2 separate regions of the Homo sapiens genome follow, and region 2 is linked to region 1. A link is a contact called in ENCODE Hi-C or POLR2A ChIA-PET data. All regions are on one chromosome and are shown on one strand. Each heading gives the region's core, a stretch centred on a gene start or an enhancer-like site at or near the end of the contact. The rest is flanking DNA. Distances are from core to core; before and after follow the strand shown.

Evidence for each region. Hi-C counts contacts between places; a loop is a spot of excess contacts on that map. ChIA-PET counts read pairs that join two places held with the same protein, here RNA polymerase II (POLR2A). Pooled maps may share reads with other maps.
Region 2: a map with no recorded cell type shows a loop between it and region 1 (7-fold over the local background). The contact joins two enhancer-like sites. A Hi-C loop is called at or near these places in 2 of 37 single-sample maps with no recorded cell type and 2 of 50 pooled maps. POLR2A ChIA-PET finds 5 or more read pairs at or near these places in 1 of 52 experiments (activated T-cell).

The regions. Positions count from the first base shown.
Region 1 is chr12:93,623,498-93,627,272 of GRCh38, forward strand. It overlaps a transcript of SOCS2 not described here. Among named protein-coding and RNA genes, the nearest start is that of CRADD, 52 kb to the right of the region's middle. RefSeq lists an enhancer at 1,057-2,256. Within about 2 kb of position 1,639, at least 7 of the 41 ENCODE cell types and tissues checked have a DNase peak (open chromatin) inside an H3K27ac peak, as active enhancers do.
Region 2 is chr12:93,847,194-93,850,968 of GRCh38, forward strand. CRADD (CARD and death domain containing adaptor protein) reads left to right here. Exons shown (of 3, transcript NM_003805.5): 3 at 2,777-3,563. The coding sequence ends at 3,078. Among named protein-coding and RNA genes, the nearest start is that of CRADD-AS1, 110 kb to the left of the region's middle. RefSeq lists a silencer at 801-850 and an enhancer at 1,767-1,866. Within about 2 kb of position 1,663, at least 11 of the 41 ENCODE cell types and tissues checked have a DNase peak (open chromatin) inside an H3K27ac peak, as active enhancers do.

The DNA of each region.
Region 1 (3,775 bases), core at 389-2,888:
TACATGTGCCATGCTGGTGTGCTGCACCGGGAAGTTCTTTATAGCAGTGTGAAAACGGACTTACACAAGCACCAACCAATATTTATGGTGTCTCTGGGTGAACATGTAAGATGCCATTTAAAATGCTGTATAGAGACATGGGCACTACCCTCTAGGTACTAGCTGTGGTCTAAATGCATCCTCTAAAATTCACAAGTTGACATTTAATCATGAATTTTTTTTTTTTTGAGACAGGGTCTCGCTCTGCTGCCCACGCAGGAGTGCAATCGCGATCTCAGCTCACTGCAACCTCCGCCTCCCGAGCTCAAGCGATTCTCCTGCCTCAGCCTCCCAAATAGCTGGGATTACAGGCACACACCACCATGTCCAGCTAATTTTTGTATTTTTAGTAAAGACAGGGTTTTGTCTTGTTGGCCCGGCTGGTCTTGAACTCCTGACCTCAGGTGATCACCCACGTCAGCCTCCCAAAGTGCTGGGATTACAGGTGTGAGCCACCCCACCCAGCCTGAGCCACTGCGCCTGGTCTTAATCACGAATATTAATAGGTGGGGTCTTTAGGAGGTAATTAAGTCATGAGAGTGAAAGCCTCATGAATGGGATTAGCCGCCTTGTAAAAGGTCTGGAGGAAACTAGTGTTTGTCCCTTGTTATCCTTCCATCCCTTCCACCACATGAGGACACAGAGGTCAAGGTGCCATCTTGAAAGCAAAGACTAGGCCCTCACCAGACACGAAACCTGCCAGCGCTTTGACTTTGGACTTCCCAGCTTCCAGAACTATGAAAAATACATTTCTGGCCAAGCGCAGTGGCTCACGCCTGTAATCCCAGCACTCTGGGAGGCCAAGGCGGGTGGATCACGAGGTCAAGAGATTGAGATCATCCTGACCAACATGGTGAAACCTTGTCTCTACTTAAAATACAAAAAATTAGCCAGGTGTGGTGGCAGGCACCTGTAGTCCCAGCTACTAGGGAGGCTGAGGCAGGAGAATCACTTGAATCCGGGAGGCGGAGGTTGTAGTGAGCCGAGATTGCACCACTGCACTCAGCCTGGCAACAGAGAGAGACTCCATCTAAAAAAAAAAAAAAATCTATTATGTGTTAATTACCAGTTCTTAGGTGTTTTGTTATAGCAGCACAAACAGACTAAGACAATACTCATCACCCAAGTCACTCTGGAAGGCACTGTTTTATAAGAGCAGAACAGAGTGTGATACATGAATGCTGCAGGCATCAGAAATTGCTGGAACCCATTAAGTTGCTCCCATTAAGTTGGGGGCAGGGTAAAATAAGTAGAAGTACACAGTATGCCACTGTGTGGGCAAAGTTGTTTCTGATTTCATACTAAAGATAGAACCCTAAAACAAGACCTAACAAGAGGTTTCTTTGTGGAAACAATCTTCTTGGGTTAATAGCTAAATATAGTGACTAATGCTTCTTCCTGTTCTTTCTCGACTATACCTTATGAGCTACCTTTAGAACAAGCAGGTTGAAGCCCTGCCTTTTACTAATCCCCTGAGATAATCTTTTTAAAACTCTCAGTGGCAAGTGAAGACCCCAGTGTTTTCCCCATCTCTGAGATTTCTTTCATATCCCTTTAGCATTCGCATTTGCTCTTACTGGTTATTTCCCATGCTGAATCATTCACTGACTATCTGGTCATCTCCTGGGGGAGCCAAATAGTTTTAAACATTCTCAGTGACTCATCTATCCTCACCAGTTCTTTTATTTATTTGTTGTTGATGTGTCATACACACACAATCTCTCTCTGTCATTAAAATGCTAAAAAAAGTTTCTATTTACCGTCATAGTATACTCCACTTTCTCAGTGCATGTCTTCACTTGTTTTGTAGTTTTCTAGTTCATGCAATTGAAATAAAGGTACAGTTACTTAGTCTTTAACCAAGTCCCAGGTTTAGCCAAAATTGTCAAACTCAGGATTCAGCCCTTCAAAGCTTACGAATTTATTGAGGGCCGGGCGCGGTGGCTCACATTTGTAATCTCAGCACTTTGGGAGGCCCAGGCGAGTGGATCACCAGAGGTCAGGAGTTTGAGACCAGCCTGGCCAACATGGTGAAACCCAGTCTCTACTAAAAACACAAAAATTAGCTGGGTGTGGTGGCACGTGCCTGTAATCTTAGCTACTCGGGAGGCTGAGGCAGGAGAATTGCTTGAACCTGGGAGGCGGAGGTTGCAATGAGCTGAGATCACGCCACTGCACTCCAGCCTGGGCAACAGGGTGAGACCATCTCAAAAAAAAAAAAAAAAAAAAAGAGAATTACTTGGTGAAAATAATTCCATATCATTACTATTTTGTAAAAGGGAAACTGCTCTCTTAGCACATTGTGTTGTTTGCTTTGCTACCTTCAGTTGCTCTGCGTCAGAACCCTGTATCTGAAATCCCTCAATAATGAGACTAACTGAGGTAGTGGTGATACTCTATCTTGTTATTTTAAAGCAGGCCTGCAAATACTGGGTGCTCAGTAACCATGAGAAAAAGGCCTGATAAAAGCAACAACAGAAGCAATTGGGACCCAAGGTGGACACCACGGCAAATCCTCAGCGCCTGGGTTTTAGACGGTTCTGCCAAAGGTTTGGTTCTTTCCAGCCTGAGATCATTGCTTAGATCTTTCTGGGGTGTAGTTAAAGTAAAATGAGCCTCTTTCTATTTATCCCACAGATGCCGTTCTCTCTTAACAATGTACTCCTTGAAGGCTTCTTAAGGTAATGTCTGGTCTCTGCTGAATGCAGCCATAAATGCAATAGAACGCTACCTTTGCTGAATGTGCTCAGTCCTCCCCCCTTAGCACAGCTCACCCTACTAGCCTTATCTTGCTGGCCTCCCTCTACCCCCACTGCAACCTCCCAACAGGCTTTAAAATCCAGACATACCTAACGAATCACACAATTACCAAGCAGGTCAGGATACTTTACATCAGAGCCTCTGAACATACTGTTCTCTTCCCAGAATGCCCTTCTCCACCTCATCCACCTGGAGAACCCCTACGTATCCTTCAAGACTCAACTCAAGCTTTTTTTGTTTTAACCCCCCTACAGCCTTCTTACCTTTCCAAATAGCACCAGAACTTTTCATCCACCACTGTACCTTGTATGCAACTGTGTTACAGCACTCTCTAAACCTTCATGTCATCTGCCTTACTTTTTGAGGTTTATGAGAGGAGTGATATGGTTTGGATGTTTATCCCCTCCAAATCTCATGTTGAAATGTGATTCCCAATGTTGGAGGTGGGGCCTGATGGGAGGCAATTGGATCATGAGGGCGTATCCTTCATTAAGCGGTTAGCACATCTTCTTGGTGATAAGTAAGTTCTTATTCTGAGTTCACACAGGGTCTGGTTGTTTAAAAAAGTGTGGCACAACACCCTCACCTTGCTCCCACTTGACCTTCCATCATGACTGTAAGCTTCCTGAGGCCCTCACTAGAAGCTGAGCAGATGTTGGTGCCATGCTTGTTGATATAGTTTGAATATATGTCCCCACCAAATCTCATGTTGAATGGTAATCTCCAATGTTGGAGATGAGGTCTGGTGGGAGGTGTTTGGGTCATGGGGTGGATCCCTCATGGTTTGCGGCTGCACTGGTGATAGTGAGTTCTCACAAGATCAGGTCATTTATAAATGTGTGGCACCTCCCCAGTCTTGCTCCTCCTCCCGCCTTGTGAGATGCCTATTCCCCTTTGCTTTCCACCATGATTGTAGGCTTCTTGAGGCCTCCCCTGAAGCTGATGCTGGCACTATGATTCCTGTACAGCCTGCAGA
Region 2 (3,775 bases), core at 413-2,912, 220 kb after region 1:
AGACAGGAAAAGCAAGTTACACAAAATACTGGATGACTAAGTTGGTATCAGAATTCTCCACATCAGCAACCCCTACCATAAAGTACGAACAAGGTCTACAAACTTTTAAGGGAAATAACATTATTTAAATAATATAATTTAAAATTATGAATATAATTTTATATTATACTGTTAAGAATATAAAAAGATAAAAATAATATAAAATTGTTCTCTAAATATTAAGTTATTATTCCAGTGAAGGCAATAAGCAGGATGCCTTGACCTGAAAGAAGTCAAGAGACTATGGCAGTCATGAGCATTGCTTGAAAAAAAAAAAAAAAAAAAAAAACCTCCCTGTGATGAAATTGACCCAAATGACTCAAATCAGAAGAACAGACCCAGGAGTAGAAAAGCCACAGATGAAGAACAGTAACAACAGCAACAACAACAAAACACTGGTGAGCATTCAACCATTACAATGCCACCTTAGGACTAAACAATGGGGCAAGGGGGCATGGATGATTGTTAAAGAAATGTATAACTATTAGGCATCTGGCAAAATAAAAATTATGTAAGTGAAAAAAAATCAAGTGTGAGGAAGTGGAGAGGAAATGTAAAGTAATTATAGAGTATTTCTATAAAAACATGCAGTTAACCCTTGAGTTTTCGTAACTTTTTTCTGTGCATTAAATTGTGTGTGTGTATGTTTTCAAGTATGTTAACTTGTAACCGCTGGTCAGAATGTCATTTTGTTTCACTTCTGCTTTTTCTTCTGTTACATCCAAACAAAATTACATAGCTCTTACTGGAAAGAAAAGGTCATATGTTATCATTTTAAATGAACCCATTACCCTCTATCTAGCCTTCTACCAGTGTATGTGCATACAGAGATATCCAGAATGATGGTCACCAACTGTAAACACAATAGCGGGATATTGGATGATTTCTTTTCTTCTTTGCGCTGTTTTCTGTTGCTTTATTTTTTTTTTAATGAGCCTATGTTTTTATACAAGCCGTAAAATCATTGCTGTTAATCTCAACTATTGATCAGTAGTGTCATCAGTATTCTAATTGCGTCATAGTCATTGTTTTTTAAATTGTAGTGTTGACAAACACCAGAAAGAGCCCTTGACAATATTTTTGCAACTCATCTCTAAGGTGCTGGCCGCTGCCCAGAGGCCAAAGACATGGGCTGTGGAAAACATCAGCTCTTGTAATAAGGTGCCTTTGCCTTCTTATTGAATCATAAATCAAAACACAATAGTGGACTGATGAGCATGAAGTAGACTGACCTGAATCCCTGTGATGCTGATGGATGGGAGTATAGTGTACTGTGCTGTCAAACAAATGTCTGAACCTAGCAAATGACTTTGGATGTTTGGAGTCCGTCTCAATCTCTGCACTTGGCTGCTGTGAGTGCCTTTCACTTCCTCCATTGCGATTCTCCTGCCTCTGGGCCTTTGCACATGCAATTCTCTCTTCTCGAGATGCGCCACGCCCTGTTCCTCCTTCATCACCCAGCTCCTCCTCCTAGTGTTCAGGGCTTAGCTTTAGCCTCCTTCCCCTGGAAGGCCTTCCCTAATGAAGTTAGGAGCTCCTCTGTATAACCAAAGGCACTGCTCACTGGTTTTGCTGGGCACATTTATAACCATTCACTCAATGTCATGCTTCTTAGCAGACTGGCCTCAGGCAAATAAGAATCTAGTTCAGGAAGTGTAAGGTCAGATTTCCTCGTTGCCCCGTCTCATACTTCCTGTTCCTCTTCTGGGCTCTGCCAGAACGGTAACTCCACTCTTGTGGCCTCTGCTATGAACAAACCCCGCTCTCTTCCCTTCCTGCTACCCTATGGCCTCTTAGGTTTATTTTGTTCTCAGCAGCCCTCTTGGCTCTGGCTTCTGTTAGCAGCTACACGTTTTCTCGGTAATATTTCAAGTTCAACCTCATCGGCGAGGGTAGCTGTTTGGTTTAGCCTTTGTCCTCTAGCACGTGCCTTTCCTGCAGGGAGGGGCATTCCCAGCCTTGGAACAGGCCCCATCACTAAGGCCACAGACAGTGCCAGAGGGAGCTGGGGTCTGTGCAGCCATTCTTGAATTCCCCCAGAATGCCTTGCCTGGCCTTGAGTAAAAGGGATAGAAGTGAAAAAAGCCTGTTACAAAGCAGCATGTACGAGGTAACCCTTCATGTGTGTTTTATATATCAAAGAAAATAGACTAGTTATTATCAATGAGTTTTTCTGGTGGGATTTCTAGTTATTTTTATTTTGTTGCTTTCAAAGTTTCTGTAACAGGCAGGGTGCTGTGGCTCACGCCTGTAATCCTAGCACTTTGGGAGGCCAAGGCAGGTGGATCACCTGAGGTCAGGAGTTCAAGACCAGCCTGGCCAACATGGTGAAACCCTGTCTCTGCTAAAAATACAAAAATTAGCTGGGCATGGTGGCAGTTGCCTGTAATCCCAGCTACTTGGGAGGCTGAAACAGGAGAATCACTTCAACCCAGGAGGTGGAGTTTGTAGTGAGCCAACATCATGCCATTGCTCTCCAGCCTGGGTGACAGAGTGAAACACCGTCTCAAAAAAAAAAAAAAAAAAAGTTTCTGTAAAAACATTTTCACAGATACTTAACAGCATTGAAGCCCTGAATCATGGCGTTGTACAGAGCAGCCCCCAGGAAGAAGACAAGAGCCAATTGGCTCTGCCATTTGGAAGCATTGCCTTCTTCTCCCCACGATTCTCATTTCTGCCCCCAAATGATGTGTTTGTTGCCTTGCTCATTTCACCGGGGTGTCTTTTTCCTCCTCAGGTGACAGATTGACTGGGATCCCCTCGCACATCCTCAACAGCTCCCCATCAGACCGGCAGATTAACCAGCTGGCCCAGAGGCTGGGCCCTGAGTGGGAGCCCATGGTGCTGTCTCTGGGACTGTCCCAGACGGATATCTACCGCTGTAAGGCCAACCACCCCCACAACGTGCAGTCGCAGGTGGTGGAGGCCTTCATCCGTTGGCGGCAGCGCTTCGGGAAGCAGGCCACCTTCCAGAGCCTGCACAACGGGCTGCGGGCTGTGGAGGTGGACCCCTCGCTGCTCCTGCACATGTTGGAGTGATGGTGCCTCCAGCAACCGCTGGGGAGTGTGTCCCTGAGTCATGTGGGCTGAATCCTGACTTTCACTCAGAGCAGGTGGTTTTTTGTGTAGGTTTGTTTTTTATTTTTGATGATCTTCAGATGGAAGGAGAAAACAGGGTTTCCACTAGACATTACTTGAAAGGCCAGATTACTCAGCAGATCTCCCATGTTGGCTCAACAATTCTTTGTTTTTAATTGCTTGAAGATTGCATTGTTGTAATTGTTCAGTTTTTAAATGTGTAATGGCATTTTAATAGACTAGTAAATCACAGTGGTTCAAAATATATATCCATATATATATATATCCATATATATATCTCATGTCATCACATTACAGGCAGGTGTCTCATATGTAAAACATTTACCTGAATGTTGTCTGAGGACTGAACTGTGGACTTTACTATTCATAATGATAAAATAATAAAATGCGAATTACTATATATAATGTGCCTCACTCATGAGAAAGTACCGTGTTGGGTTTTTTTTTTTCTTTCTCATTCCTGTGTTGCATAGATTAAGGGTGTAAAATTACAATAGTCTTTTTTTTCTTTTTGGAACAGAATTAATAGTAACAGTGAAATGGTTACTTTCCCAAGTCAGGATAAATAGCTCAGGCAGGATGTCTGTATTAAATATTGTAAGACACTAAAGCTCCCTGCAAAGACCAGTTCAAGGAC